Linked DNA regions of Homo sapiens: region 2 is linked to region 1. Evidence: read pairs that join two places in POLR2A ChIA-PET (ENCODE). Cell type or tissue: HepG2. All regions are shown on one strand. Links, peaks and the distances in the headings refer to the core of each region. The heading gives the core; the rest is flanking DNA. Region 1 holds the start of LOC105370791 (a long non-coding RNA gene). Region 2 overlaps TYRO3 (TYRO3 protein tyrosine kinase).

Evidence for each region. ChIA-PET counts read pairs that join two places held together with the same protein. Peaks named below come from ENCODE experiments on the same cell type or tissue, not always from the same donor. Only the 100,000 strongest peaks of a DNase experiment are listed, where the experiment ranks them.
Region 2: POLR2A ChIA-PET joins it to region 1 with 17 read pairs; 5 of 35 experiments call an interaction of 5 or more read pairs at or near these places.

What each region holds. Positions count from the first base shown.
Region 1 is chr15:41,613,013-41,629,259 of GRCh38, reverse strand. It overlaps LOC105370791 (a long non-coding RNA gene), which reads left to right and starts at 7,805. Exons shown (of 4, transcript NR_188233.1): 1 at 7,805-8,193. It also overlaps the pseudogene LOC124903614 and a transcript of MGA not described here. RefSeq lists a silencer at 7,765-7,824. In HepG2, for the core only: no CTCF peak of the experiment used is centred there; DNase peaks (open chromatin) are centred at 7,329 and 7,759; H3K4me3 peaks cover 1,306 bases.
Region 2 is chr15:41,562,063-41,578,309 of GRCh38, reverse strand. It overlaps TYRO3 (TYRO3 protein tyrosine kinase), which reads right to left. Exons shown (of 19, transcript NM_006293.4): 4 at 15,592-15,762; 5 at 14,040-14,126; 6 at 13,169-13,284; 7 at 10,773-10,950; 8 at 9,948-10,093; 9 at 9,288-9,432; 10 at 8,154-8,283; 11 at 7,970-8,070; 12 at 7,611-7,706; 13 at 7,192-7,272; 14 at 6,623-6,715; 15 at 5,746-5,867; 16 at 5,199-5,308; 17 at 4,843-5,002; 2 more. The coding sequence ends at 34. Among named protein-coding and RNA genes, the nearest start is that of TYRO3, 11 kb to the right of the region's middle. RefSeq lists enhancers at 8,345-8,851, 9,360-9,865, 9,866-10,373, 13,187-13,873, 15,250-15,937. In HepG2, for the core only: a CTCF peak has its summit at 9,590; DNase peaks (open chromatin) are centred at 9,679, 10,279 and 11,621.

The sequences.
Region 1 (16,247 bases), core at 4,563-12,562:
CAGCTAATCTATCAGCAAATCCTGTTGGTTCTACCTTGAAAACATGCCCTGAATTCAATGACTTCTCACTGCATCTATCTTTATCTACCTCACTAGTCCAAGCTACTGTACCTCACAACACTCCAATGGCTTCTTTTTTTTTTTTTTTTTTTTTGAGACGAAGTCTTGCTCAGTCGCCCAGGCTGGAGTGCAGTGGCACTTTTTCAATGCATTATGATTAAGCATAAGTAGCTGCGACTACAGGCGCCCGCCACCATGGCCAGCTAATTTTTTTTGTATTTTTTAGTAGAGACAGGGTTTCACCATGTTAGCCAGGATGGTCTCGATCTCCTGACCTCATGATCCACCTGCCTCGGCCACCCAAAGTGCTGGAATTACAGGCATGAGCCACCGTGCCCGGCCTCCAACGGCTTAATTGCCTCTGCAGCAAAGCGATGTTTTGAAAACATAAATTAGGTATCATTTTTCTGCACAAAACTGTCCAATGAATACCATCAGTTAGAATAAAATCCAAAAACCTCATGGCCTGCAAGGCTCTACACAATCTGAGCCCCGCCAATTCTCAATCTCATTTCCTACTAGCATGCACCACCACCACCACCACTTCATACCCCAGCACTCTCCCAACTCTGGCACACTAGCCTTCTTGTAATTCCTTGAAAATCCCCAAACTGATTTTTGACACAAAGTCTTTGCATTACTATTCCCACCACTTCCAATTCTCCACGTTTGGGTGTGTCTTACTCTTTATCATTCAGGTCGTGTTATGTTCAAATGTTACTTCAGAGAAGCCTTGCCTGGCAACCCACCTAAAAGAACCACCAAACCCACCACCACCACTCTCTATCTCTTGTATTGTTTTCTTCATAGCTTTTTTTTTTTTTTTTTTTTTGGATACAGAGTCTTGCTCTGTCACCCAGGCTGGAGAGCAGTGGCACGATCTCAGCTCACCGCAACCTCCCGGGTTCAAGATATTCTCATGCCTCAGGCTCCCGAACAGCTAGGACTACAGGCGTGCACCACCACACCCAGCTAATTTTTTGTATTTTTTAGTAGAGACAGGGTTTCACCATGTTGGCCAAGCTGGTCTCAAACTCCTGACCTCAGGTGATCCACCTGCCTCGGCCTCCCAAAGTGCTGGGATTACAGGCATGAGCCACCATGCCTGGCCCTGAAATCATCTTTATTAGCTCATTGTCTACCAAAATATAATTTCCATGAGGGCATGGACTTTGTCCTGTTCAATGCTCAATCCTTAGCACCTGGCACGCAGTAGGGCTCATTAATTATTTGTTGTTGAATTGTAAGATATTACCTAATTGATCTCAACTATCCGATTTGTATTTTCATCCTACTATGAATAATTGAATAATTCCTTTCCTACCTTTGAATTTAGATCCAATTCTTGATTACCAGAATGTTCTTCTTAAAACAGAGTCCTAAAACAGCTTAAAGACTGTTAAAATAAGCTATATGGTACTAACGCCTTTAATTCCTTTCTACAATTAGCCCTTCAGGCAACTTCGTCATTATTTTTCCTTGATTATAATATCCACTATCCTTTTTCTGTATTATTAGGCTTGTCAATGTATTACTTATTATAAATGCTACTGGTAGACATGTGTAGAATATCAACAGATATTTACTTTTATATTGCAAGTAACAAATTTTATTAATATTAGCTATAGAAAAGCAAACATTTAAAAACAAAACTGACAGCCAAGTGATCAAGGTCACATCAATAGTGACAATCATGTTGATACTAAGTACTCTAACCCCAGTCTAATGATGAAAAAAGCATCAAATCCCAATTGAGTAACATGCTACAGAAAACCTGACTGGTATTCCTCAAAAGTGTCAAGGTCATCAAAAATAAGGAAAGTGTGAGAAACTATCATAGCCAAGAGGATCCTAAGGAGACATGACTACAAAAAGTACTGTGTTATCTTGGATGGAATAGTGAAACAAGAAAGTGACATTAGATAAAAAGGAAATCTGAATAAACTATGGACTTTCGTTAATAATAATGTATCATTATTGGTTCCTTAATTATAATAGGCTGGGTGTGGTGGCTCACACCTGTAATCCCAACAGTTTGGGAGGCCAAGGAGAGCAGATCACTTGAGCTCAGGAGACCAACCTGGGAAACATGATGAAACTCCATCTCTACCAAAAATACAAAAAAATTAGCTGGATGTGGTGGTGCACGCCTGTAATCCCAGCTACTTGGGTGGCTGAGACACGAGAATCACCTGTTATTCCAGCTACTCAGGAGGCTGAAGTGGGAGGATCACTTGAACCCAGGAGGCAGAGGCTGCAGTAAGCAGAGATAGTGCCATTTGCGCTCCAGCCTGGGTGACAGAGAGAGACTCCATCTCAAAAACTAAAATAAATTATTTTAATTATAGTAAATATACTATACTAACATAAGATTTTAATAATGGGAAAAGCTGGAAGGGAAGCTAGGTATATGAAAACTCTCTTTGTAGTCTGCAATTTTTCTATAAATCTAAAACTTTTAAAAAATAGTTTTTTTAGGCCGGGCACAGTGGCTCACGCCTGTAATCCCAGCACTTTGGGAAGCCAAGGCGGGTGGATCTCCTGAGGTCGGGAGTTCAAGACCAGCCTGACCAATGTGGAGAAAGTCCGTTTCTACTAAAAATACAAAAATTAGCCGGGCGTGATGGCGCATGCCTGTAATCCTAGCTACTCAGGAGGCTGAGGCAGGAGAATCACTTGAACCCGGGAGGCAGAGATTGCAGTGAGGTGAGATAGCACCATTGCACTCTAGCCTGGGCAACAAGAGTAAAACTCCGTCTAAAAAAATTTTAAAAAAAAAAGTTTTTTTAGAGTCAAGTGTGCAGCTGCAGTCACAGCTACTTGGGAGGCTAAGACAAGAAGATCCCTTGAGCCCAGTAGTTTGAGACCAGCCTGTGCAACATGGAAAGACCACTTGTCAAAAAAAAAAAAAAAAGAGGAAAATAGTTTTTTCTAATCCAATTCATCCAAAATCCTACTGCTTAAAAATGTCACCATTAGCTTACGTTTGATATTTATCTTTTTAGACTTCTATATACAGTAATTCTCCTCTTATCCCCACAGGATACATTCCAAGATCCCCCAGTGTATGTCTAAAACCTAGGAAAGTATTGAACCCTATACACAGTGTTTTTTCCTATACTTACATACTTACCTATAATAAAGTTTAATTTATAAATTAGGCACAGTGAGAGATTAAAAACTAATAAAATATTACAATATACTATAATAAAAGTTATGTAAATGTGATCTCTCAAAATATTTTCAGACCACAGTTGACAGCAGATAACTGAAACTGAAACCATGGATAAGGGAGAAGTACTATAAAGGGATATATACAGGTATATTTCTACAAAAATGTGATCACATAATTTTGTAATCTGCTTTGTTCACTTATCACATGCTTTCCAAGTCATTAATAGAGATCTATATCATGTTTACCAGGTACAAAGTACCCCCCTCTATAAAGGCACCGTATTTATTTATTTTTATTTTTATTTATTTATTTTTTGGGACACACACTCTGTCGCCCAGGCTGGAGTGCAGTGGCACAATCATGGCTCACTGTAGCCTTGACCTTCTGGGTTCAAGTGATTCTCCTGCCTCAGCCTCCTGAGTAGCTAGGACTATAGGCATGTGCCACCACACCAAGCTGATTTTTGTATTTCTCGTAGAGACAAGGTTTTGCTGTGTTGACCAGGCTGGTCTCAAACACTCTCCAAGGAGCAAGCGTTTAGTGTGTGCCTGCTGAGTGACTTTGTAAAGATTCAAAAAAAAAAAAAACTCCCGGCCTCAAGGAATCCTCCTGTATCAGCCTTGTTCAATTTTTTTTTTCTCACAATTTGCCAGGCTTTGCTGATTACTGGATCTCCTAAACTTAAAAAAATTGGCTGGCACATAGTAAACACTCAATAAATACAAATGAATACTAAATAAATAAATTTGTCTTTTAACTTTATCATGTTTCTGCCAACTAGACAGATGTTTTTTGTAATAACTGTATCAATCTTTGTCATCTTTGTCTTTATGGATTTGCCTCGACAGTCATGCTTAGTAGAACAGCTCCTTTCTCTTTTGTTGAGCCTGGGTCTCACTCTGTTGGCCAATCTGGAGTGCAGTGACACGTCACAGCTCATTGCAGCCTCGAACTCCTGAGGTCAAGTGATCTTCCCATCTCAGCCTCCTGAGTAGCTGTGACAACAGGGATGTGCCACCACACCAAGCTAATTCTGAAATTTTTTTGTACAGATGGGGTCTCACTCTGTTACCCAGGCTGGTCTTGAATTCCTGGGTTTGAGCAATCCTCCCACCTGGGCCTCCCAAAGTGCTGGGATTATAGACATGAGCCACGTGCCTGGCCTCATTCTATTTCAAGACTGGAAAACTGTTTTCCCAGTTTTTTAAAGTAGTAATTTTCTGATTTCACGTTTTATATTTTAATATTTAATTTGGGCCAGGAGCAGTGGCTCACTCCTGTAATCCCAGCACTTTAGGAGGCCGAGATGGGAAGAAAACCTGAAGTGAGGAGTTCCAGACCAGCCTGGCCAACATGGTGAAACCCCGTCTCTACTAAAAATACAAAAATTATCAGCCAGGTGCGGTGGCTCACGCCACCCACCGAGCACTTTGGGAGGCCAAGGCGGGCAGATCATGAGGTCAGCAGCTCGAGACCAGCCTGGCCAATATAGTGAAACCCCGTCTCTACTAAAAATACAAAAATTAGCTAGGTGTGGTGGCAGGCATACTCTGCCTGTAGTCCCAGCTACCTGGACCCTATCTCTACTAAAAATACAAAAATTAGCTAGGCGTGGTGGCGGCGGCATAGTCTGCCTGTAGTCCCAGCTACTTGAGAGGCTGAGGCAGAAGAATCACTTGAAACTGGGATGCGGAAGTTGCAGTGAGCTGAGATCGCACCACTGTACTCCAGCCTGGGCGACAGAGCAGGACTCCATCTCAAAAAATAAAATTAAAAAAAAAAAAATACAAAAATTACCTGGGTGTGGTGGCCTGCACCTATAATCCCAGCTACTTGGGAGGCTGAGGCAGGAGAACTGCTTGAATCCAAGAAGCAGAGGTTGCAGTAAGCCGAGATCATGCCACTGCACTCCAGCCTGGGCCACAGAGTGAGACCCTCAAAAAAAAAAAAAATTTAATTTGCTGGGCTCGGTGGCTCACGCCTATAATCCTAGCACTTCAGAAGGCCAAGGCTGGAGGATCACCTGAGGTCAGGAATTCCAGACCAGCATGGCCAACACGGTGAAACCCCGCCTCAACTAAAATTACAAAAATTAGCCAGGTGTAGTGGGAGACACCTGTAATCCCAGCTACTCGGGAGTCTGAGGCAGGAGAATTGCTTGAACCCAGAAGGCAGAGGTTGTGGTGAGCACCACTGCACTCCAGCCTGGGGGACAAGCCCGAAACTCCCTCTCAAAAAAAAAAAAAAAATATATATATATATATAAATAATTCACCTAGATTCTTTTTTTTTTTTTGGAGACGGAGTTTCGCTCTTGTTGCCCAGGCTGGAGTGCAATGGCGCGATCTCCACTCACCGCAACCTCCGCCTCCCCGGTTCAAGCATCCCAAGTGGCTATGATTACAGGCATGCATCGCCACACCCGGCTAATTTTGTATTTTTAGTCGAGACGGGGTTTTTCCATGTTGGTCAGGCTAGTCTCGAACTCCCGACCTCAGGTGATCCACCCGCCTCCGCCTCCCAAAGTGCTGGGATTACAGGCGTGAGCCACCACACCCGGCAATTTTATTTAAATTTTAAGGTAGAAATCCCATTTTTTCTCCAAACAGTTGATTGTTCCAATATAATTTTGGAACACCTTCCCTACTCATATAAAATACCATCTTTATAACACTAACCTTATATATTTCTAGATTATTCTGTTTCACTACTCTTGTGTTCCAGGGTTGCTACTTATATTTTGATTATCATAGCTTTATTTGTATATTCTCTAGTACAAGTCCTTTCCTCATTCTTCTCTTCCAAGAAGTTTCTTAATTTCTAGGTTTACTTTTTCAAATGAATTTTAAAACCATTTGGCAAATTTTCAAAAGGAAATCTGGTTGGAATCATGTAAAACTGCCAGCCATATCTCTCTGTTGCTATTTTCCTCAGTGGTAAAACGGAGATAACAGTACTTACCTCGTAGGTTTGTTATGAGAACTAAATGAATTAAATACAGTAGAAAGTATTTAGAACACCAAGCCAGAAAGATAACTATTATAATTACTCAAAAGTGACAGCTATTATGATTGCTCAATAAATGTTTTCCAGATGTGTTCGCACAAAATTCGAAGACTCTTTTTAAGATAAATCAAAAGGTATAATAAAACATAAGCAGTGGTATGGAAAACATACAATTTATACTTTTCTTCACCAATGGCTTGACCCTTCTTTGGTGAAATGACGAGCTAGAACTGGGAGGAGAGACCAAGAAAAATACCAAAGGCTGGTGGGTACCAGGTCTCTAAAATTTTACAAAGATAGCCCACCAAGTGGAAACGAAGACTTCTAGGCCCTTCTAGGCAGCGTTATGGGGGATCAGCATTTCCCTTTTAAATACTATTTCCCCATCTCCGCAGTTATGACAATAGTAGTTACCTTTTGATTTCCTCCCAGAAAATACATAGGGATTAGATGTCTAAAAGACAATATTTTTCGAATGAGGTCGTGGGCCCCTATAAAGTATAAATGGGAATGATAAAGATAGACAGACATGCCCAGAATATTATAACAAATTACCTCCACCAGGTTTCCCACATCATTGTAATGATTGAGAGGGGAGTGGCTGTGGGGTTTTTTTTGGCGGGGTGGCGGTTGTCTCATTATAATTTTTAAGAATTTGTTAAATTATTTTATCTGCATGAAATTGAGGTGAGGAAGTCAGAGGCCGTATGAGGGACCTTAAAAGGTGATCTCCTCTACCGAGCTGAATGAGAAATGGAAGCCGAGGGTGGCAAGATGAAACTAGCCAAAGGCCTGGACCCCAGGCCTCCGAATTCCCAGATCTCGGCTCATCCCAGTACACCACACAGCTTCTCACCGACGCTTGCCACGCTTCGATGTGGGAGGAGTAAAAACAGGCAATCCGACCGCAGCAAAGACGCTGGAAAACCACAGGCCGGCGCAGTCGAAGGCACGTGACCCGCCACGCCCCCCACCCTCCCCCTACCCCGCGCCAGCAGCACGCGCTGCCAACCTCGTCATGTGACCTTCACGCGGCCCCAGCACTCCCCCTGCTTGGCGACTCTTTCCAGCAGCCATTTTGCTGAGAACTTGTCGTCTGTGCTCACCGCGGAGCAGGACGCCACGAAAAGCCGCGGCCAGAATTTACAGGCCGCACACGCGCTTCGAAAGACCGCTCAGGCCGTCAGGGCCCGGTCGAACCTCAGTGAACACGTCGCACCCCGGGGCGCCGGGGAAAGCTGTGGGTGCGCCTCGGCCTGAGATTGGCTGTGGCGTCCACGTGACGCCTCAGCGCCCCCCCGCCCCCGCCACCCTCTCCTTCCCCCCAACGCACAAAAACACCCAGACTCTTAACACTTCGCGCCAAGAACACGCCACCAGGCGCGTGGGGACGGGCGTAGCGCGTGGCAAGCAAGGCGCCTGCGCATACCTGCCGGGGCCGACCGCAACCGACCCACGCGCCGCTCCGCTCGCGGGTCCCGGAATCCTCGCGCTGCTGGACCACCCGGCTAGTCATTGGCTGCCAGTTCGGGTCACGTGCTGGTCGCAAGCCCGCCCCTACCCGCTAATCACCTGGCACCGAGCTCGAAGCGGCGCCGAGTCGTTCGCACGCGGAGAGGGAGGGTAGTTAGAGGGCCATCCTTTTCTGCCGTTATGGATTTAAACCCATAAAGAGGAAACGAGAAACCAGAGGCTCAAAGCTAAGGAAGCTCGCACCTACCGGCTTAACTTCGCACGCCTCTCCAGGAGCCGGGAACCATCGCCCTTGGGCGCTCCCCGATGCACGCCGGGATACGCCTGGCGCCCCTCGGTGTGCTGCAGAGCATGCCGGGAAAGGCACCTCTCCCGATCTCCTGGCGCTCACCTCCCGGGCGTTCCTTTCGTGTCCCCTTGAAAGCCCGGTCCTTGGGCTTGGAATGAGACGGTTTGGGTAATTATGGGAGTGTGGCGAGGTATACCAGGCACTTTCAGCCCCTCCTCTCCCACTTGTTTGATCTGTGTGGTCTTGGGGAAACCGTTTAACCTTTCTCCACGGAGCAAGCGTTTAGTGTGTGCCTGCTGAGTGACTTTGTAAAGATTCAGGAAAAAAAAAAAAAACAGCAAGGGTATTTGCCTGCAAATGAACTGCAGCCCTTTCCTGGCCAGTGAAAAAGAATGCTAATTTAAATGCAACTTACCAGGAGCCCCACTTGAGGGTGGAAATGGCACTTAGAATTTCCCTTGGGATAGAAGATGAGACCTTTCTTGCTAAACTTATTGCTACTGTTGGGGAAAGTAGGGGTGGTAAGAGCAAGAGGCGTTTTAAAGGAGGCGGGGACATGTCTATCACAGTTGCTGGTTCCACCTCGTACGAAATATGGTATATTGGAAACGAGAAAAAAAAAAAAACACCGTCTCCTAACTCAGAAAAAGTGGTCATGCATCAGAACCAATTAACTTTGTAACATATTCACAAACTGCCCTTCAGGCCAAAACCTAATGAAATCCCCACTTAAAACAATTCACACCTTTTCTGCTTTGAACTCCATTCTTCAGCTTTGCCGGATTTTAGAACGATTTCATCAATTCTTAAAGAGATGATTAAGCTTGAAGAACTTGACTAGCGATGGTCAAGCTCAAGAGCTCTTATTTATAGATTAAAAATTAAATGTATTCATTTATAATGTGGTTATCAAGCCAAAATATAGTTTGGGGCACCCTTTTCTAATTTCAAGGTACTCCATAAGCCTAATTATCAGAAAATTATTCCCTGACTAGAAAACCAAAAGAAAGGGTATTAGATGATCATACGTAATAAAAAGCATTAAATTGTAAGCATATGATGTTACACTTGAAGTTTATAAAACATTCCAATATTCTTCATTATATATAATCCTTACAACAACTCAGAGAAAAGTGCTATACTAGTAGTATCATTTTCTGAGTCAGTCTTGAGTGGGAATCTGGAAAAATATATCTTAACACGTTCTTCAGGTAATTGTTATGCACAACTGGGTTTGGGACCTATTGGCTATAGTGGAAAGAACCCAAGGTTTGAAGTCAGACAGATCCATGTCAACTTGCAGCTCTTTTTCTTCCTGCACTCTGATTGTGGTGAACAGGTTTTTGAACTTTTTTTTTTTTTTTTTTTTTTTGAGACCGAGTCTCTGTTGCCCAGGCTAGATTACAAAGGCGTGATCTCAGCTCACTGCAACCTCCATCTCCCGGGTTCAGGCGATTCTGGTGTCTCATCCTCCTGAGTAGCTGGGATTATAGGCGCCTGCTACCATGCCTGGCAATTTTTGTATTTTTAGTAGAGATGGGGTTTCATTCACCATATTGGCCAGGATGGTCTCGAACTTCCGACCTCAGGTGATCTGCCTGCCTAGGCTTCCCAAAATGCTGGGATTACTGGCGTGAGCCACCACGCCTGCCCGTTTTTGAACTTTTTGATTTTCAGTTCCTTTGACTGCAAATTGAGGCCAGTTTGGATTGTCTTTGTTTTTTTGTTTTTTTGTTTTTTTGTTTGTTTGTTTGCTTTTTAGACAGAGTCTCACTCTCTTGCCCAGGCTGGAGTGCAATGGTGCAATCTCGTCTCACTGCAACCTCCGCCTCCTGGGTTCAAACAATTCTCCTGCCTCAGCCTCCAGAGTAGCTGGGATTACAGGCGCACACCACGTCGCCTGGCTAATTTTTATTTTTAGTAGAGACAGGGTTTCACCATGTTGGCCAGGCTGGTCTCGAACTCCTGACCTCATGATCCGCCCGCCTCGGCCTCCCAAAGTGCTGGGATTACAAGCGTGAGCCACTGTACCTGGCTTGTGTGTGTGTGTGTGTGTGTGTGTGTGTGTGTGTGTGTGTTTTGAGATGGAGTTTCACTCTGGTTGCCCAGGCTGGAGTGCAATGGCGCAGTCACAGCTCACTGCAACCTCCGACTCCCGGGTTCAAGGGATTCTCCTTTGTCAGCTTCCCAAGTAGTTGGGATTACAGGCATGAGCTACCACGCCCGGCCTGGATTGTCTTTGGATTGTCATAATGATTCTCAGATCAAAATATTTAGAACACCTGTCATAATCCCTGATAAATATGATGAACTCTATGAATGTGAGTGCTCGTTAGTGGTAAGGTTGCATTCAAACTAGCACCCTGTACTCTGTGCAATACAGCACATTGTTGAATCTTTTTTCTCCACTATTCTGTTTCTCCCCTAGACAGTGCTAGAGGAACACTAACAGATTCGTGTACCACAGATCTTTTTTGGAATCCTTGGTGACTACTGCCCATCTGTTGGTATATATATTTACATTGTCTCCCACCTTCATTTCATTTTTTTTCTTAACATGTTAAAATGCTGAGCTGTAGACATTATTGCAGTAAAATAATGCTGATAGACGATTAGAGAGGGCACCTGTGCCTGAACTTCAAGGAGACTAAAAATTTTTATATGAATATCTCAAAGTAAAGACACCTCAAAACTCGCTCTTCACTTATATAACAATATTTCGGATGCTGTCTTCCTGGCCTCCTTCCAGTGGTTCCATAGAACCTCTACTAGCTTCATCATTTACCCTTAAAAAAGGGAGGGATTCGCTTAGGCAGAACTTCCCATAGACATCTGAAACTCAGCATTTCCAAAGCCAAGCTAATTATCCGTCCCTTCACCACTACACACAAGTACTACAGCATTCCTCTACATGGGTAGTATCACCACCATTCCAGTAACTTTGCCAGGCTACAAAACCTGTGTGAACCCGGGAGGCGGACCTTGCAGTGAGCTGAGATGGTGCCACTGCACTCCAGCCTGGGCGACAGAGCGAGACTCCATCTCAAAATAAATAAATAAATAAATAAATAAATAAATAAATAAATAAATAAAATAAATAAAAATTAAAAAATCTGTGTATGGTGTGAGGTAGGGGTTGAGATTCATTTATTTCATAATGATGTCAAGTTGATCCAACACTGTTTGTTGAACATTATTTTCCCTCTTTGAAGTACCTTGACATCTGTATTAGTTGTCTGTTACTGTATAACAAATTACCTCTAAAATTTAGCAGCTTAAAACAACAAATACTTATTACCTCATTGTTTTTGTGGTTAAGGAATCTGGGCACAGCATACCAGGTTGCCAGTGGCTCAGAGTGTCTCAAGAGGTTCCAGTCAAGCTGTTGGCCAGGGTTGTAGTCTCAACTGAAGGCTTGACTCAACGTGAGGGGAGTCTGCTTCCAAGCTCCTTTGTGCTTCTTGGCAGGCCTTGGTTCCCTGCCCCATAGGCCTCTCCACAGGCCTACCTTACAACATGGCAGCTAGCTTTACTGATAGTAAACAATCCAAGAGAGATACAGTTACCCCAAAATGTAAGCCATAGTCTCTTTTAAACCTAACTCTAGTAGTGACATCCTCTGACACCTATCAGCCCACACTCAAGAGAGATTACATATGGATGTGAATACCTGGAGGTAGGAATCATGATATTCAATGCCACGTAATCTCTATTGAGTGTGACCTGATAGATTAGGGTCCATCATTAGAGGCTGGTCCATCATAACACCTTTGTCAAAAATCAATTGTCTATATATGTTTGGGTCTATTTCTAGGTTGTATTCTGTTCAACTGACCTAATTTGTCCATTTACTACTGCTATGCTGCCTTAATTTCTGTAACTATAATATGTCTTGAGGTCGGTAGTATAGGTCCTTCAACTTATCTTTTTCAAAACTGTTTTGGCTATTCCAGGCTGCAATGCAGTGGCATGAACATGGCTCACTGCAGCCTGGACCTTGCAGGCTGAAGGAATCCTTCCACCTCAGCCTCCCAAGTAGCTAGGGTTATGCACCACCACACCTGGCTAATTTTTGAAGTTTTTTTATGGAGACAGGAGTCTCACCATGTTGCCCAGGCTAGTCTCAAACTCCTAGGCTCAAGCAATCCTCCTGCCTTGACCTTCTAAATTGCTGAGATTACAGGCGTGAGCCACTGCACTTGGCCCTTGCATTTTCATGTAAATTTTAGAATTGGCTCATCAACTTCTATGAAAATTAGGATTTTTAGTGGAATGGCATTGGATCTATAGATCAATTCATGAATAATTAATATTTTAATATTGAGACTTCTGAGTCATTAACATGTAGTCACAATACATATATCTAACAAAGGACAAAAATCCACAATATATTAAGAACCCTGTAATAGGCCAGGTGCGGTGGCTCACACCTGTAATCCCAGCAATTTGGGAGGCCGAGGCAGGTGGTCACCTGAGGTCAGGAGTTCGAGACCAGCCTGGCCAACATGGTGAAATCCCCTCTCTACTAAAAATACAGGAAAATGGCCAGGTGCAGTGGCTCACGCCTATAATCCCAGCACTTTGGGAGGCCGAGGCAGGTGGATCTCCTGAGGTCAGGAGTTCAAGACCAGTCTGGCCAACCTGGTGAAACCCGGTCTCTACTAAAAATACAAAAATTAGCTGGGCATGTTGGCAAGCACCTGTAATCCCAGCTACTCTGGAGGCTGAGGCAGGAGAATCTCTTGAACCCGGGAGGCGGAGGTTGCAGTGAGCCAAGATTGCGCCATTGCACTCCAGCCTGGGGGACAAGAGTGAGACTTCCTCTAAAACAAAAAAAAAAAACAACAACAACAACAAGAAAAACTAGCCGGGCGTGGTGGCAGGAGCCTATAATCCCAGTTACAAGAGAGGCTGAGCAGGAGAATCACTCAAACCTGGGAGGCAGAGGTTGCAATGATCTGAGATCGTGCCACTGCACTCCAGCCTGGGCGACAGTGAGACTCTGTCTTAAAAAAAATAAATAAATAAAAAACCCTGTAATAATAATAAAACAAAAATCCAATTTTTTTTTTTTTTTTGGAGACAGGGTTTCACTCTGTCACCCAGGCTGGAGGGCAGTTGCAAGATCACAGCTGCTTAGCTCACTGCAGCCTCAACCTCCTGGGCTCAAGTAATCCTCCCACCTCAGCCTCCCACTTACTAGGGAGTAAGTGGGACTACAGGCATGCAGCACCACCCCGGCTAATTTTTTGTATTTTTTGTAGAGATAGGGTTTGGCCATGTTGCCCAGGCTGACCAATATATTTTTCTCATTTTTTTTTCTTTTTTTCAGACAGATTCTTGCTCTGTCACCCAGGCTGGAGTGCAGTGGCACAATCTCGGCTTACTGCAACCTCTGCTTCCCAGATTCAAGCGATTCTCCTGCCTCAGCCTCCCTAGTAGCTGGGATTACAGGCTCCTGCTACCACGCCTGGCTAATTTTTGTATTTTTAGTAGAGACAGGGGTTTCACCTTGTTGGTCAGGCTGGTCTCGAACTCCTGCCTTCAGGTTGATCCACCTGTCTCTGCCTCCCAAAGTTCTGAGATTATAGGCATGAGCCACCACACCCAGCCCACAGGCCTTTTTTTCTTTTTCTTTTTCTTTTTTTTTTTCAGATGGAGTCTCGCTCTGTCACCCATGCTGGAGTGCAGTGGTGCGATCTCAGCTCACTGCAACCTCTGCCTCCTGGGTTCAAGAGATTCTCCTGCCTCAGCCTCCTGAGTAGCTGGGACTACAGGCGTGTGCCACTCCACCTGGCTAATTTTTTGTATTTTTAGTAGAGACAGGGTTTCACCATGTTAGCCAGGATGGTTTTGATCTCCTGACCTGATGATCCACCTGCCTCGGCCTCCCAAAGTTCTGGGATTACAGGCATGAGTCACTGCGCCTGGCCCCCTTTTTGTCTTATTATATATTTTGCTCTACGTATTCAGAGAAACTTCTCTAGTAACAAACTATAGAAATGATTCCTGAAAGTGTAGTCTTGGCCAATATATATATTTTTTTAAAGAATTCAATTGGCTTTATTGCAGTTTTGTTTTTTGAGTTTTTTGGTTTTGTTTTTTTTTTTTTTGAGAGACGGAATTTCGTTCTTGTTGCCCAGGCTGGAGTGCAATGGCACGATCTCAGCTCACCGCAATCTCCACTTCCGAGGTTCAAGCGATTCTCCTGCTTCAGCCTCCCTAGTAGCTGGGATTACAGGCATGTGCCACCACGCCAGGCTAATTTTATATTTTTAGTAGAGACAGGGTTTCTCCATGTTGGTCAGGCTGGTCTCGAACTCCTGATCTCAGGTGATCCGCCCGCTTCGGCCTCCCAAAGTGCTGGGATTACAGGCATGAGCCACCATGCCCAGCCTGTTGCAGTTCTAGAATCAGGAAATAATTCATTCCATAAAACAGAAAGTGTTCAATGGCCAATATTTTTTAAATGAGTAAACGAACTGACATTTTACCAAAGAAAATCTACAAGTGGTCAATAAACATATGAAACATGCATAACACCACCAGTTATTAGGGAAATACAAATTAAAACCACAAAGAGATACCAGTTCACATCCTCTACAATGTCTAAAATTAACAAGACTGACAAGGTCAGACGTGGTGGCTCATGCCTATAATTCCAGCACTTTGGGAGGCCAATGCGGACAAATCACCTGAGGTCAGGAGGTCGAGACCAACCTGGCCAACATGGTAAAACCCCGTCTCTACTAAAAATACAAAAGTTAGCCAGGTGTGGTGGTGGGCACCTATAATCCCAGCTACAGAGGCTGAGGCAGGAGAATCACTTGAACCCAGGAGGCGGAGGTTGCAGTGAGCCAAGATTACACCATTGCACTCCAGCCTGGGCAACAAGAGCAAGACTCCATCTCAAAAATAAATAAATAAATAATAAAAAGACTGACAATAACAAGTGTTGGCTAGGATTTGTAGCAACTAAAACTCTCATACATTGCTGCTGGGAGTATAAACTGCTACAATTCGGCCTAGGCAACATAGTGAGACCCCATCTCTACAAAAAAATTTAAAAATTAGCCAGGAGTGGTGGTGTGCACCTGTGATCCCAGCTACTTGGGAGGCTGAAGTCGAAGGATCTCTTGAGCCTAGGAGATTCAGGCTGCAGTGAGGTAGGATTGCACTGCTTTACTTCATCCTAGACAACAGAGTGAAAGCCCATCTCTATTAAAAAATCGTACAATTGGTCAGACGCAGTGACTCACACCTGTAATCCCAGCACTTTGGGAGGGTGAGGCGGGTGGATCACCAGAGGTCAGGAGTTCGAGACCAGCCTGGTCAACATGGCAAAACCTTGTCTCTACTAAAAAATACAAAAATTAGCCAGGCGTGATGGCAGGCGCCTATAATCCCAGCTACTCAGGAGGCTGAGGCAGGAGAATCACTTGCACCCGGGGGAAAGAGTTTGCAGTGAGCCAAGATCACGCCACTTTATTCCAGCCTGGATGAAAAGCAAAACTCCATCAAAAAAAAAAAAAAAGAAAAGGGTACAACCCTTTGGATAACAGCTTGACAATTGTTTATAAATTTAACATATACTTACTCTATCACCTAGCAATTTAACTCCTAGGTATTTACTCAAGAGAAATGAAAACATATATCCACAAAAAACTTTGTATCTTTCTTTGAGACAGAGTCTCACTCTGTTGCCCAGGCTGGAATGCGGTAGCGTGATCACAGCTCATTGCACTCTCAACCTCCAGGATCAAGCAATCCTCCAGCCTCAGCCTCCCAAGTAGCTGTGACTACAGGTGTGCGCCACCACATCCAGCTAAAATTTCTTTTATTTTTAGTAGAGACAAGGTATTGCTATGTTGCTCAGACTGGTCTGGAACTCCTGAGCTCAAACAATACACCCACCTCGGCCTCCCAAAATGCTAGGATTACAGGCCTGGGCCACTGTGCCCAGCACACAAAAAACTATTGTATTAAAAATTTTATAACAGCTTTATTCATAATAACCAAAAACTAGAAACAACTCAAATGTCCATCAACAGATAAATAAGTAAACAAATTGATTATCAATGGACTATATTCAGCAATAAAAAAAAGAATGGAGTTCTGGAGTTTGTCAATAAAAAGGAATGAACTGCTGATATATCAACAATATAGTTGAATGGCTGGGTGCAGTGGCTCAGGCCTGTAATCCCAACACTTTGGGAGGCTGAGGTGGAAGTATCACTTGAGCCC
Region 2 (16,247 bases), core at 5,112-13,111, 51 kb after region 1:
GGCCAAATGGCCCCGATGCCCTCTGCCTGTGGGCTAACAGCTACTGTGTGGCAGTAGCCCTTGCTGCAGCAGCAAAAGCCTCTGTGTCTCATTGAGGGGACTCTCTGGCTGGTGCTCTGCCTGCCCTGGCTGCTCAGCCAGCCCTCCGGGGGTGAGTATGTACCGACAGTCACTGGGAGTGCCACCCACTGCCCCCATGCCACTGCCATCCCCAGCCCCACTGTAGGGCTGATCCCTGCCAGGTAGCTCCAGGCTGCCTCCCGCAGTGGGCTCCTCAGCTCTCTCGATGTTGATGTATAAGGGGTCCTGGCTGGCAGATAGCACAGACAGCTGGCCCAAGATGTTCTCCAGTTCCATTCGCAGACAAGTAAAGCTCGGGCGCTGCTTGGGGTCAGCACTCCAGCACTGGTACATGAGATCATACCTGGGGTGGAGAGAAGCGTGAGAAAAGGCAGGAGCCCTTCCCTCAAAAGCAGGGGCCCCTTCATCATATGGCACTAGGGTTTTAAAAAATTTTATTCCCTGGTGGGGCACAGCGGCTCGCATCTGTAATCTCAACACTTTGGGAGGCCGAAGGGGGGTATTATTTGAGCCCAGGAGTTCGAGACCAGCCTGGGCAATATGGCAAAACCCTGTCTCTATAATAATACAAAAATTAGCCAGGCTTGGTAGACACGCCTGTAGTCCCAGCTACTCGGAAGGCTGAGGTGGGATCACCTTGGGAGGCCAAGGCAGGCAGATCACCTGAGGTCAGGAGTTCGAGACCAGCCTGACCAACATGGAGAAACCCCATCTCTACTAAAAATACAAAAAAAAATTAGCCCAGCATGGTGGCACATTCCTGTAATCCCAGCTACTTGGGAGGCTGAGGCAGGAGAATCGCTTGAACCCAGGAGGTGGAGGTTGCGGTGAGCCGAGATTGCACAATTGAACTCCAGCCTGGGCAACAAGAGTGAAATTCCATCTCAAAATAAATAAACAAACAAATAAATTAATTAAATTAAATAAATAAAAAATATATTTGTAGAGACAGGGTCTTGCTATGTTGCTCAGGCTGGTCTCAAACTCCTGGCCTCTAGTGATCCTCCCACCACAGCTTCCTGAGTAGCTGGGATTACAGGCACATCCTAGCTTATTATTTCTCACAACAACCCTATGAAAGCAATGATCAAATAGAAATCATTTCCACATTTACAAATGTGGAAACATGCACAAAGAGGTTAAGAACCGTGACTAAAGTCACACACGTGGAAAGTGACAGAGCTGTGATTTGAAGCGAGGGGGTTGACTCCGAAGTCCCTCCTGTGCTGAGTGGGCAGTACCTACTCAGTAATTCCTCACCGTGCAGCCGGACACAGTGGTATGCACCTGTAGTCCCAGCTACTCAGGAGGCTGAGGCTAAAAGATCCTTTGACCCCAGGAGTTCGAGACTAGTCTGGACAACATAGCGAGACCATGTCTCTATTAAAAAAAAAAATTAATAAGCAAGGTATGGTGGTAAGTACCTGTAATCCCAGCTACTAGGGAGGCTGGGCAGAAGATCTCTTGAACCCAGGGGTTTGATGCTACAGTGAGCTGTGATTGCATTACTGCACTCCAGCCTGGCTGTCAGAGCGAGGCCCTTTCTCTTTTTTTTTTTTAAAAAAAAAAAAAAAAAAAAAAAAGGAAACCTACTGAATCAGGCCAGGTGCAGTAGCTCATGCCTGTAATCCCAGCACTTTGGGAGGCCGAAGCAGGTGGATCACTTGAGGTCAGGAGTTCGAGTCCAGCCTGGCCAACATGATGAAACCCCGTGTCTACTAAAAAATACAAAAATTGGTTGGGCAAGGTGGCACACACCTGTCATCCCAGCCCTTTGGGAGGCCAAGGTGGGCAGATCACCTGAGGTCGGGAGTTTGAGACCAGCCTGATCAACATGGAGAAACCCCGTCTCTACTAAAAATACAAAATTAGCTGGGCAGGGTGGTGCATGCCTGTAATCCCAGCTACTCAGGAGACTGAGGCACGAGAATCGCTTGAATCCAGGAGGTGGAAGTTGTGGTGAGCCAAGATTGTGCCATTGCACTCCAGCCTGGGCGACAAGAGCAAAACTCCATTTCAAAAAAAAGAAAAAGTCCTCACTATTCATATATAACTTTTGAGTATCTGGAAAAAGCTTCCAGCTCTCCTGCCAACAGGAATTAATTTTTTTTTTTTTTTTTTTTTGAGATGGAGTTTTGCTCTTGTTGCCCAGGCTGGAGTGCAATGGTGTGATCTCGGGTCACCAGAACCTCTGCCTCCCGGGTTCAAGTGATTCTCCTGCCTCAGCTTCCCAAGTAGCTGGCATTACAGGCATGCGCCACCACGCCCAGCTAATTTTGTATTTTTAATAGAGGCGGGGTTTCTCTATGTTGGTCAGGCTGGTCTGGAACTCCCGACCTCAGGAGATCCGCCTCCCAAAGCGCTGGGATTACGGGCGTGAGCCACCGTCCCCTGCCAGGAATGCTTTTTTACATACAATTTCAGGAACCTTATAAATTCCCTGAAGCCTATCACTCAGGATGCCCAAGGAATGCCTCAGGCTCAGGTGGAAAAATAACAAACCAAAAACCTAATGGAAAGACGCTGAGACCAAGTCCAATGAATGCAAATGCCTGACTCTCTTGCCTATGCCCATGACAAGAGCCCCAAGCACTGCCTCACACACCAGCACACCCCCAGCAGGGGCCACCAGTAATGGCAGTAATCATGCCAGACACTGAACAGGTCGTGGGAATGGGAATGGTCTGGGGCCGTGGGTACATGGCCAGACTGGGACACGTCCTCAAGGCTGTGCTAGGAGCCAACTGGCGCCTGTCCACCAGGCTGCCTGGGTGAGGCCAGTGCCTGCCCACTCTCCATTGACAGCACCAGCTCCAGCTGGGGAGGAGGCTGCGCTGGGGTCTGGTCCCCACTGCCCTTCAGAGCTTCTACAGCGCCAGATTAGAACTGAAGCAGGCTGCAGCCACAGGGAGATGTGAGCTTCCTGCCCCTTGCCATGCCCTGAGCTCTGCTGAATGAACAGGAGGGCCAGGGCCTGGCTTGTCTACTCAAGATTTCCCTCTCAGGTGTAGGTGAGTTACCCACAGCCCAGGCTCAGGGCACTTCAAACCCACTGTCCAAGGGAAGGACCCCACCATCAGGCTGAGCCTTCCTGTGCCTGTCCATGACCTCGGCCCTCTGGAAGTCCAATCCCAGAGCAAGAAATGGAGCAGATTCTTTCTCTGGTCACAGTGGCTCCCACTCCCCCTGGGGCTCATGAAAGGTCCTCTGGGCTGGGCGTGGTGGCTCACACCTGTAATCCCAGCATTTTGGGAGGCCAAGGCAGATGGATCCCTTGAGCCCAGGAGCGCAAGACCAGCTTGACAAATATGGCGGAGCCCTGTCTCTACAAAAATACAAAAATTAGCCGAGTGTGGTGGCACGTGCCTGTAGTCCCAGCTACTTGGAAGGCTGGGGAGGGAGGATCACTTGAGCCCAGGAGGTTGAGGCTGCAGTAAGCAGAGATCACGCCACTGCACTCCAGCCTGGGTGACAAAGCGAGACCCTGTCTCAAAAAACAAAACAAAAAATACTCACAAAAGGTTGTCTGAAGGCCTAGGGAGCCCTTGGCTTGGATGGAGTGGGAGTGTAAGACTAGAACAGACAAATCACAGTTGTTGTCATAAAGAGTTAAGAGTATATATTCTAAAACTACAGGGATCTAGGTTCAAATTCCAACTTATTCACTTACTAGCTCTGTGACGTTGGCCATGTTACTTAATCTCTCTAATCCTATTTTCTCATCTACAAAGTGGGGATAAATAATAGTCTTTTCCTCATAAGGTCAGAGGAAGATTACCTGAAAGAATGCCTAAATGCCCAGCTAATGTCAGTGACACTTCCCATTATCTTGTCACAGGGTCTGTTATCACTGTAGCAAAGTGGGTGGTATCATTGCCTGCCCAGTCCCGAGGGCTTTGGGCTTGCAGAAAGAAGAGGAGGCAGTTCCCTTCTTCCCAGGATCTCAGTTCTTTATCTTAGATTCCCAAGAGAGCTCAGCCTAGGAAGTTTTCTTAGACTAGCTGGGGTCTCCAGGACAAAGGTTGTATTCACTAGGGTAGAACAAATAAAATAAAATAAATACAAATTAAAAAAAGAAAAGGAATGACGGGTGGGAAGATGGCAGGGAAACCTCCCACACTGTTACTCAGCACTGTGCCTTCTGCTCTTGGGGTTCCTGGTTCTCCTTACAAACTGGAGAAAAGAGACTGATAGACAAAGGCTAAAGCAAGAAATCTGGGATGGGAAAGGGGGAAAGAAAGAAAACAGGGAGGTGGTAGATGAACAGTGAGTATGAGGTGGAGTGCAGCCTTCCAACTACAAGGATGTTTCTATCAAAAAACAAAGGTCCAGTTGAGGCAACTGTGGTGGCAGCCATCAGCCAAAACTCCAGATTCCCCTTTCCTTCCAGAGCCCCCTTCCCAGGATACTCACACGTCCTCCATACACTCCGGAGGCTGTTTCAGGCGGTTCCCGCCAATGAGGTAGTTGTAAATCTCAGCGTTTTCGATGCCAGCATATGGCGTCTGCCCACGTGTCATGATCTCCCACATGGTCACCCCGAACGCCCACTGGGACAGAATCGAGGTTGGGGGAGAAGCTGTCACTAGGTGTCCTGAGCCAGGCAGAGAGCCATGGCTCTGAGACAAGCACAACCTGGGGCTCAGGGCCTCATCAGGGGGCAACCAAACCCCAGAGAGCAGACTTGGCTAGGCCCTTAAGGATCCTAAAGGTCTGCTCTCACACTCGTCCCCACCAAGCTTCACGGGCCACCCTGCTCACCACGTCACTCTGCACAGTATACAGGTTGTCGGCCAGGCTCTCCAGGGCCAGCCACTTGACAGGCAGTTTGGAGGCACAGCCTTGACGATAGTAGTCCCCACTGTAGATCTTCCGGGAGAGTCCGAAGTCAGCCACACACACTGTCATGTCCTCTGCCAGCCTACAAGGGGCATTGAGGGAGAGAGTCAGCCTTCTGCCATGCTCACAGGCCCACAAGAGCCAGGACATCTTTGCATCTTTGCTCCCAAGCTACCCCCATGCATAGCAGATACTGTCCCAGGCAGGAGCCGACCATCAGCTAGCTCCTCTTGGCACCTGCTGCTGTCTCCCACCCTCGAGTCCTCCAGAATTCGTACATGCAATTCCGAGCAGCCAGGTCTCGGTGGATGAAGTTCCGAGAGCTCAGGTACTCCATGCCGCAGGCAATGTCCACCATGAACCGGATCAGGGTCTGGAGGGGTAGGTTCTAGTGGACAGACAGGCCAAGCTCAGGCTTAACCTGCCCACCCAGCTGGGGCAGGATGGATGGGGGTCCCTGGCCAGAAAGCCTGAAGGCTGTCCCCAGAATCACTGGAAGGAAGGAAGGGGATGGAGGGCCTTCCCAAGGCAAGGAAGCTTCGGCTAGCCTAAGAGGGAGCCTGGAAGACGAGACTCCCCCACCCTGGGGCTCCACAAGTCCCTCCCTCTAGAAAGGGCCCTTGCCCAGCCTATATTTCTCAGCAGGGTTTTGTGAGAGAAAAGAAAGCCTGCTAGATTAAAAGGATTCAAACTCAGACCCCTCCTACTCCCACCCAGCTCCATCAGCCCTACCCAGCAAGCCCCTCTCTGCCAGGGTCTCTATGCCTTTCCAGGCCCTGTGTTCCCACCCGTTTCCTCCTGGCCACCCCCACACCAGGTACTCACAAAGGGGTTCTCCCCAATCCGGGAGGCGAGCAGGAAGGCATGCAGGTCCCCATGCTTCATGAAGGGCAAGATGACCATGGGGATGGGGAGACGGCCTTTAGCCCTGCTCCGGAGGCTTACCCCTGGGACAAGGGAGAGTCAGGAGCTGAGCATAGAAGGGTCAAGGGGCAGTTCAGGTGTCTGCATAAGTCCCCACCTGCTGGGTCCCATCTCTAGCTCTGGCTCTGCTATTTATTTTTTATTTTTTCACAGGCTCCACACTGGTCTGGGGACTACCCAGGAGGGACTCTGGCTGCTCCCATATCCCTGGAGCATCTTCTGTCCCCTTCCTTTCCTTCTCTGTCCACACAAGCAGTCTTTGTTTTTTCTGAAACAGTATCTTGCTCTGTCATCTAGGCTGGAGTGCAGTGGCGCAATCACAGCTCACTGCAGCCTCAATGTTCTGGGCTCAAATGATCCTCCCACCTCAGCCTCCCGGGTAGCTGGACAAAGGTGCACACCACCACACCTAGCTAATTTTTGTATACGTGTGTGTGTGTGTATGTTTTTTGTTTTGTTTTTTTTTTTTAAATAGAGGTGGGCTGTTGCTATACTGCCCAGGCTAGTCTCAAACCCCTGGCCTCAAGCAATTCTCCCACCTCAGCCTCCCAAAGTGCTGAGGTTATAGGCATGAGCCACCACATCCAGCCACACAGTCTTCATGTGCAGACCTTTGGCACTCCTCACCTCAGATTTCTGCCAGGACCCTCCTTGCTATTTTGCCATCTATTTATTTACCAGATGAGTCCAAAAGTCTCTCCTATAGGCTGCCATCTCATATTGGTAGAGCATATTTTTAGCCCTATTCTCTATCTGCCTCCCCCAAAAATGGGCTCACCAACAAGTTTGGCCACGTGTGGATGGTCAAACTCCTTCATGCAAGCTGCTTCCCTGAGGAACTCTTCAATGTCGCTTGAGGCAATGATGTCAGCTAGGAGAAGGGGATGGGGAAGGAGGAAATAAAACAAGATGTGCCCCTAGTTTTGACCCAGGCCTCCTAGGTCTTGTCCTTCAGATGTCCTAGGCTTCCCAGGGAGCCCAGGAAACAGCCCAGCCATGAGCAGGAGAAACCCCCAAGGAGTGGTGATACTTAGCAACTTCTCCACTTGCTAATGCCTTCCCTTCCCTTTGGTTTGGGCAGCCCAGCAGGTCAACCAACCACAGCTGTAATCACCCAAGAGGGGACTCAGAGGACAGTCACTGCCGATGGCAGAGAGCAATGGCTGGGCATGAATATGTATGTTTGGGTTTATGCTTGTGAATTATTCGTGTGGTAAAGAGCATCCCAGTTAGTGCTGCCCAGCTCTTCTTGGAAAATCTAGGGGCAAAGCAGAGCCTGCTTCAGGGTCAGTCGCCCCTCTTACCCTTCCAAGTGATGCCCTCAGGCTACAGCTATCCCCCACTCACCTTTCAGCATCTTCACAGCCACTTTCACAAAGGAGCCATCCTCTTGCTTCAGCTGGGCCTCCCGCACTGAACCAAACTCTCCTAGGAACCAATCCAAGTAAGGGAGAGTCTCCTTGGCTCTCTGCTCCCTGCCAACCTTCCTCCCAAGTGACCCTCCATGGGAACACAGTCAGCAGACTCTGGGGCCAGTGGAGAAGGCACCCTTGCCAGTAGCCAAAGCAAGAGCATGCTGGGAGCAGCTCCTCAGCCCTCCCTGTCTCCAGCCACCATTCCCCACAAACATCCCACACTCAGGAGTCTACAAGCATATCTTGTTTACGGCAACCGACCCAAACCCACAGCCTCAAAGTGACAGGGGCAACCAAACACTTCCAGCTACAGCAAACCAGCCATGCCCATCCCCACACAGCCTCACATACCTTTGCCCAACATCCGGCCCAGGGTGAACTGCTGCTCTGGGATGAGCACATCCTCCAGTTTTTCCTTTAGTTCATCGCTGATGCCCAAGCTGTCCACTGTGGGGAAAGGGTTTGTGGGAAAGAGGGATCTCTGATTCCTGAGCCAAAACCCAGCCTCTTATACCCCAGACTCTGCCCTCAGAGCATAGAGATGAGCTTAGGTCTCCCACGGCTGGGGTGGTGAACTCCACACAGGCAGATTTGTGTGCCTGGGGCTCACTGATGTTCAGACATATCAGTCAAATTAATAATTTGGTAAAAGAATGCAGATGGGGCACAAGACAGCCCATTTGTCCTTCCCACGATCACCCACCACTCACATGTGGCCTCGATGCGCTCGGGCCTTTCTCGATTGAAGGACCGGGCTGCCCGGAAGTGAACGGCTGGCTCTCCCCGGGCCATGACACTGTCAAAGGCTTGCCTAAAGGAAAACCCAGGATTTGGGGTCAGCTCCAAGGTCTTTCATCATTACCTGCCTCTCCCTCCACATCCCCATCCCCTTACCCAAACCGCGTCTCTTTCCGTCTCTTTCGAAGCAGGATGAGGGCCAGGGCAGCAGCCGTCACCAGGGCCGTTAGCACACCAAGGACCACAGGTACCCAGGATGTGCGGCTGTGAGGAGGGCCCTGCTGGCCTGTGGGAGGGAGGTGCAGTGGCATGAGCTAGGATGACACCATGAGGTCCCTTCAGAACTTTCCCAGGATGGCCATCCAGCTGGTTCAAGGGGCTCCTCTAGGTCAATAAGGGTCCTGAGGGAAAGGGGCTCCAGAGGAATGCCTAAGAGTCCTTCCTACCTGGTCAGAGACAGGCCCTGGCTGTTGTGACCTAGAGGGTGACCATGGATTTCTATGCCAGTTCTGGGGCAGAGAGAGGAGAATGAGATATAGTTTGTTTGAGACACAGTCTTGTTCTGTTGCCCAGGCCAGAGTGCAGGGGCACAGTTGCAGCTCACTGCAGCCTCAACCTCCTGGGCTCAAGCAATCCTTCCACTTCAGCCTCCCAAGTAGCTGGGACTACAGGTGTGCAACATCACACCTGACTAATTTTTAAATTTTTTTGGTAAAGTCTCACTTTGCTGCCCAAGGTGGTCTCAAACTCCTAGACTCAAGCAATCCTTCCACCTCAGCCTCCCAAAGTTGTGGGATTATAGGTGTGAACCACCACTCCTGGCCTTATTTGTTTGTTTCTTTAGAGACAACAGACTCACTCTGTTGCCCAGGCTGGAGTGCAGTGGTGCAATCATAGCTCACTGCAGCCTCAAACACCTGGGCTCAAGCAATCCTCCTGCCTCAGCCTCTGGAGCAGCTGGGCTTAACAGGCATATGTCACTACACCAGGCTAATTGTTTTTTTTTTTTTTTTTTAATTTTTTTGTAGAGACAGAGTCTTGCTATGTTGCCAGAGCTGGTCTCAAACTGCCGGCCTCAAGCGATCCCTCAACCTCCCAAAATGTTGGGATTACAGGCATGAGCCACCATGCCCAGCCAAGATAGTTTAAACAGCCCTGGCCTCAACTTCTTCACTCTGTCTGTGGGTCTACTAGGAGGGGAGATGCTACTAGGCTCCTCCCATCAGTCTAGGTTGCCCTTGAAAACCTTGATCCCCTGAGCCTCTGCCCCTCTCCACCTACAAGCCTCACCTGCACGGTCATGAGAAGAGACCACCAGTGGCTGACTCCAGGGTCCACAGCCAACTGCATTGGAGACGCACACACGTACGATCAGGTCCTTTTGGGGATCCCAGCCTGTCAAATTGGCCCTGGTCCCCTCCACTGTCAGCTCATCCTGCAGCCAGGAAAAGCCCCCACCCCATAGTGAGCCTGGGGAGAAGGCCTCCAGCTGGGGCCTGAGGACAGAAAAAGGTCCAGCTGGGAACATGGGAGTATAGGGGCACTGTGGGTTCAGGGGCTGCAGGAACACAACCTTCTGGGAGTAATCACATTCCTGTTCCCGGCTGCAGGGGCCTCTCCAGAACACAAACAAGGCTCAGTCCCGGAATGCACAGGTGGGGGATGGGAGCGAACTGAGCTGGGGACAAAGCCTTATCTGTGCCCTCCCCCAGCTCAAGCAGGAATGTGCTTCCTGCTTTATTTACAAAGTGCACACAGGATGCAACCCTAACAGGAGACATAATCCTTTGAGAAGTGGAGCTTGCAGAGGAGGGTGAGGAGGAAAGGATTCCCTGGGGCTGCGGGAGACCCAGGCCCACCAAAGACAATCATTTTGAAATTCTTAAAGGCCTTAGAACCCTGAAGGCTTATACTCCAGGAGAGTGGAGAGAGGGGAGGGTTCTGTCTTACCTGGGTTCCATTGTCTTGAACCCAGGACAGTTTGTAGGGTCCCAGGGGGCCTTCCAAAGGGGCCTCGGGGATCACTTCTTCCCACTCCAAGATGAGGCCTGAATCTGTGCGGATGGCATGGAGGTTTTGGGGAGCGCTGGCTGGGGCTGCAGCCAAAGAGAGAAGATTGCTAAGACCCCTGCCCTTCCCACCATCATAATTCCATGCAGACCTTTGGAATCAACTCCCAAGAACTAAACAGCTCTGAGAGGCACAAACTGGGGAAGGGTTCACCTCCCAGCTCTGACTGCTCTCACCCACTGTGCTGGGGGAGGGGTAAGCAATGGGCAGGACAGGCAGCACCCCAGCTCGGCAGTGTTGCTCTTCATCACCATGGTTACTGCCTTTCTGCCTCACCCCTTACCACTCCCCTCTCACAGCTATGCCAGCCTCTTTGCAATTGCCAAGCAAGTTCCTGTCATAGGGTCTTTGCACTTGCTGTGCCTTCTTCCGGCAGTGATTTTCCCCCAGATATTTACATGGCTTCTTCTTTATCGTTCAGATCCCAGATCCTTCAGATCTTTATCCTTCAGACCTTTTTAGGGGGGGTTTCCTTAACCACCTGGGGACACTCTTTATCAACCACATTATCTGATCTTTTCCAGTTTGCTTATCTGTTCCACCTACAAGAACTACTTACAAGGTGGTATGTAGTTATATGCAGTAAATGTTTGCCGAATGATGCCTGAACCTCCATCTCTACCAGCACCATTCAGAACTCCAGCCAACACGGCCCCCTTCCCGGCTCCAGCCCTGCCCACCCGCTCTGCTCTATGCATCCCTTACCTAGACCCTTGGTCTGAAAGGGCACCCAGTCAGCATAGGGAGAGGGCCCCAAGGCATTGGCACAGCGCACCCTGAGGCTGTAGTTGGTGGCAGGCACCAGGTCCCGGAGCAGGCAGGTAAAGGGGGGCACAGGGACCACAACAGCCAGGACTTCCCAGCCTCCTGGGGCCTGTGTCACCTACAGAAAAGCAGAAAACTAATGATGTAGGGGAGAGCCTGTGAGAGATGGAAGATGGGATGGGTATAGTTATGGGTGCTTGAATGAATGCTTCCTCTATCAGCAAACACTTGCAACCCACGCCCTCCCATCTGCCCCCACCCCAATAATACACAGGGTTCCACATCTTCATACCTTTGCAAATGCTGTTCCTTTCACTTGGAATGACCTGCTCTTCCTAGCAAAGGCCTACTCATCCTTTAAGACTCAGTGCAAATATCACTTTCTTGGTGAAAGCCTTTCTCAACCACTCCAGAAAACTCTTGTCCTTTTGTACTTGGTACGAAACTCTTAGGGTATACTTACCACTTACTGTGCCTGTTTACATGCCACTCCAAAGTTCTAGAGCTTCTGAAGCTCAGAGAAAACTGGGAGCCTAGGGCACTATGAACCAGCCCTTCATCTTACATTTTGGGGGCCCAGGGCAAGAGTACAAAGAGATCCACGTACTATATGTCTAAATATTTAAACATTATAAATCAGCTAACAAACTATTAAATAGTTTCTCTCTTAATATTTTGACCAATAAACCTTCAAAACAACCTGGGAGATCAGGTTTGCATTTGTAACTCTCCAAATCCCTGGAGTCCCGAGTCAGAATGAGGAGGCACTGGAAGAGCTGGCCTGAAGCCAAGGTCTGCACCATGAGGGGCCTCATGTGCACAGGCGTGGACAATGCTGACTGCATATCCAAGCTCCATTCCCATCCCCCTCACGAATGGCTGCCCCTTGGGCTTAGAGGTGGTCATATCACACTGCGGTCCATCCTTGGGAAGATGGAACAGGGAAAAGGCCCACACAGACCCCAGAAGCAGACTCAGAACCATTAGGGCAAGAGATCCTGAATAGCTATAGTATAGTGTGGCAGTGAGGGGGTCCTTGCCATCTGGATGGGCATATCCTCTTGGCCCTGTAGGCTCTTTGCCCCGGGGAAAGGGGTGTGGCCAAAGGAGGGCCAGAGTAGGATCCTCTTTTTTTTTTTTTTTTTTTTTTTTTTTTTAATAGAGACAGGATCTTGCCCTGTCACTCACTCAGGCTGGAGTGCAGTGGCATGATCTCGGCTCACCGCAGGCTTGACTTCTCAGGCTCAAGTCATCCTCCCACTCTAGCCTCCTGAATAGTTAGAAGTACAGGCGCATGCCACTGTGCCTGGATAATTTTTGTATTTTTTGTAGAGAAAGGGTTTTGCCATGTTGCCCAGGCTGGTCTTGAACCCCCAGGCTCAAGCAATCCTCCCGTCTCCACCTCCCAAAGTGCTGGGATTACAGGCATAAGCCACTGTGCCCAACCTCAGTAGGGTTCTCTAAATGGTGGAGCCCAGAGCAGGGGCCCCTCCTGCCCAGGGGAACTGCCCAGAACAGTTTTGAAAGGTACTCATTAAATGGCCTTTGAGTAAACGGATGAAAATGAGCAAGCCTGCATTGCCTCTTGTTTTTAGTATCACCTTACACAGTTTTTCCACTCTCCAAGGCTTAGGGCCCCTTCTGGTCATCTTGTTCTCTTTGGCTTGAGTGGGGGTTGGGGGGTAAGGTGGAGCATGATAGGGTGAGTATCAGCAAAGGTTTGAGCTTTCACCTAAGTAAGAAAAACTCGTCTGGGTGTGCTGGTTCATGCCTGTAATACCAGCACTTTGGGAGGCTGAGGCAGGTAGATCACTTGAAGTCAGGAGTTTGAGATCAGGCTGGCTAATATGGTGAACTACTAGTCTCTACTAAAAATACAAAAAAAAAAAAAAAAAGTTAGCTGGGCGTGGTGGTGCATGACTGTAATCCTAATCCTAGCTGCTGGGGAGGCTGAGGCAGGAGAATCACTTGAACCCAGGAGGTGGAGGTTGCAGTGAGCCGAGATGGCACCACTGCACTCCAGCCTGGCCAACAGTGAGACCCTGTCTCAAAAAAAAAAAGAAAGAAAGAAAAACCTTCCAGGTACCCCAAATCTGTTCTAGTGATCTGCTTTCCAACCTTATGAATGCATGAGTTTGAGCCAATCTGCAAAGTCACTTAGTTGCCAGAGCACCCCATGATAAGAGACAGTGGCCTGTGTTCTTCCTGCTAAGGAGCAGAGCCTGAAAAGAGCTGCAGACCAAGCCCCCAGGAGCTGGCTAGTGAGTGTGATATCCCTGTCAACAAAGTGCTGGCCATGCAGCCAGAACGAGCATGGCCCGGCCCGGAGAGCCTACCTGAACTGTACAGGACTGTAGCAGAGCTCGGCCATCAGCACCTGGCATCCAGGCCACACTAGCGTTGCTGCTGGAAAGCTTTGTCACGGTGATGTTGAAGGGGGCTGCAGGCAGTGCTGTGGACGGGGACTCAGAATCAGTGCCCAGTAGGGATATGAGCAGAGGCAGCAGGAGGCATGGGAGTCAAGCCTTGAGTCTCTCTGAGGGTCCAGGGCATCCCCAACCTAAAGACGGCTACTCAGCACTCCCAGGATCACAGTAGTACACAAATAAGCAACCAGTAGGGCACAGCTGCTCACACCTGGGAGAGTGCCTGGGCTGTGGAGAGAGGTTGCCTCTCCCTGCCACGAAGGCCCTGTGTAACTGAGGAATAAGATGAGAGGGTATGTGGGGGCAGCACCTCAGGCTTGGGAGATACAAGGGAGAGACAGGCAGCTGCCCCTGCAGCCACAGCCTGGCTCCTGCAGACACCCTCTCCCTCCCCCTCTCTCTGTACACCAGCCCTCTGGTCTCCTCCATCCGGTACTAGGCTGTTTTCCCCACCCCCATCCCCTCAAAGGGAGGGGCAGAAACAAGGCTGGGCATGGGCCTTGACCATCTCCTGCTGCCTCCCTCCCTCCTTCCCTCCCTCCCAAGGACTCTGCTTCGTGATGGGAAATCTGCTGTGACGTCAGGATTCTATTCTCATCTCAGCCACGCAGGGTCTCAGGTGCTCCCACTAGGAATGGGAGCTATGCCAATTAACCCCTTGCTCCCTAGATCCCAGCAGGACCACAAGGGGAGCTGGAACACAGAATGATTCTAACTGCTGGACAGCTCGCTGGGAATGCCCCTGGCCTCATCCACCCTTCCTCCCTGCCAGCCCTCCTACCTTGAAGGTGAACAGTGGCTGTGCGAGAAGAGGCCAGGCCTTTTAGGTTGTGAGCTTCACAGGAAAACATGGTGCTCTGGGTCACCCCTGGGGCCAGAAAACCTCAGTCAGCTCCCCAAGCAGCAACCCCACTCAGTGCGGGACTGGGAAAGGGGAATACTCAGGCTCTGGTCTGAACATCCTTAAATCCCTCCTGCCAAAGGAAGGGGCTGGGCAGTGAGGTACGGTGAAATGAACAGGGACACTAGAGTCTGGTGAGCCTGGAGAGGGCTCTGTTTTCTCATCTCTCAAATGGGAGAATTGTGAGAATCAGGTAATGTGTGTCAAGTGCACGGCATGCTAAATAAGCCCTTGAGAAACGTTATACCACCCTCCCACCTCCATCCCATCTCCCACACACAGCACAAATTGCCCCCCTTTTCTGGTCACTCTTTTATTGCGCATACCAGAGTGAGCCCTTCTGTTTGCTCTGTGCCCCCTTGGGGTTGTTATTTGCAGACTCTCTGCCTTGCAGTAGTTCTCAGCTCTTTATGCACATGTCTTGTCTCCCCAGTTATACTCAGTTCTTTAGCTTCTATTTCCTTTGTATTCCCTCTGTCCCCTGTGGTGCCTAGCACAGTGTGGTGTGGAGTAGGAGTTCAGTGAGTGCTTATTATCAGGCTGCCTGCCTGAGGGTCCCAACCACGCACACCTGGAAGGAAGTGAACCCAACCTCCTCTCTAATCTGCTCCAACTCAGCGCCTCCTGAACAGGACCTGCACTTGCTTCCAAGAGGTCTCATAGTCCACCTCTTGTCAAGATTCAAATTGCTGGAGAACCTAGCTCAGCGCCCATTTCCCTGGCACCTTCCAGCACATGAGACCAAGCTCAGACTCCCATCTTTTTTGCCCAATTCAAGCCTCAACCAGAAACAAATAAGCAAGCCTTTGTTTCACAAATAAGCAAGCCTTACAAGCATGTGAGGGTATGTGCCCAAGAAACTTGGGGCCCAGGTGGGTGTGCAGGTGTGACTGTGCAGAGGTATGGACAGACACAGTTGTTTGAGAAAACGTGTGGAGGTTTCCCGGAAAGCGCCATTAGGGGAGGAGGCCCTGTATCTTTGTGCTAACCTCCCCCTACCCCTTCTCTCTCCCTCCTCTCCCCTCTCTGCAGCCTGAGAGTCTTGTCTTCTCAGTGTCTGCCAGATACTCCTCCCTAGTTCTGCGTGGGCTGGTTTCTGGCTCCTTTCCTTGGGAGGGGTGGGGGATGGGTGCCCCTGGTCTCATACAATTCATCTCTGAGGGCCAGCTGTGCATGGCCTGGACTGCTGTGAACCAAAGGTGGCCCCACACCCTCCTTAAGCACACACAGCAGGATCACCACTAATCAGCCCACCCAGCCAGCCTAGCACACCTGACTAATGAGCTTAGTAATGGTGCAGCTCACGTCCCCAGACACTGGGGCTTGCTCTGGACGCTCACAACCGCAAGCTCAGTGGCTGAAACTGCCAGCTTCAGTGCCCTCCAGGACCCAGCTCCTTCTCCACTCCCAGCCCCCTTCTGAGGCTGCTCACCTGTTACATTTAAAACAGATGGAGAGGGAGCGGGTCCCCCGATCTTCGTAGTTCCTCTCCACCAGACAATGGTAACAGGTTCAGGGGGACCCACAGCCTCACAAGACAGTTGGAAAGGGGCATTGGGTGGCACTGCCAGATCTTTTGGCTCCACTGTGAAAAATGGCACACCTAGGAGAGAAGGGGAGTGAGGAGTGAGCCCTGCCACCTCTTGGCTTCCTACTGTACAAATCACAAGTCTGTTTACATCTGAAGTCCTCCACGCAGAAGGTTCCCACAGGCCCCTTATGATTAGGTCAACAGCAGAACAGGCATCTAGCTTGAGAGGTAGGCGGTGCTTCTCTTTTTCAGGCTCCTTAGGAATTTTTTTTTTTTTTTTTTTTTTTTGAGATTGGTCGCGGGGAGGTCTCTCTATGTTGCCCAGGCTGGCCTGGAACTCCTGGGGGCTCAAGTGATCCTCTGGCCTTAGCCTCCGGAGTAGCTGGGACTACAGGCACACGCCACCATGCCTGGCACCTTAGACACATCTTCCATGCTGCCCCCTTAGGCATGGCAGATTTGGACAGCTCTTCTTGCAGTAAGAGAGGAGACTGGGGGTGGAGAGCTGGGAGAGGGGCATAAAACTCAGGGGAGTGGGTGAGAGCTTTAGCAGAGTT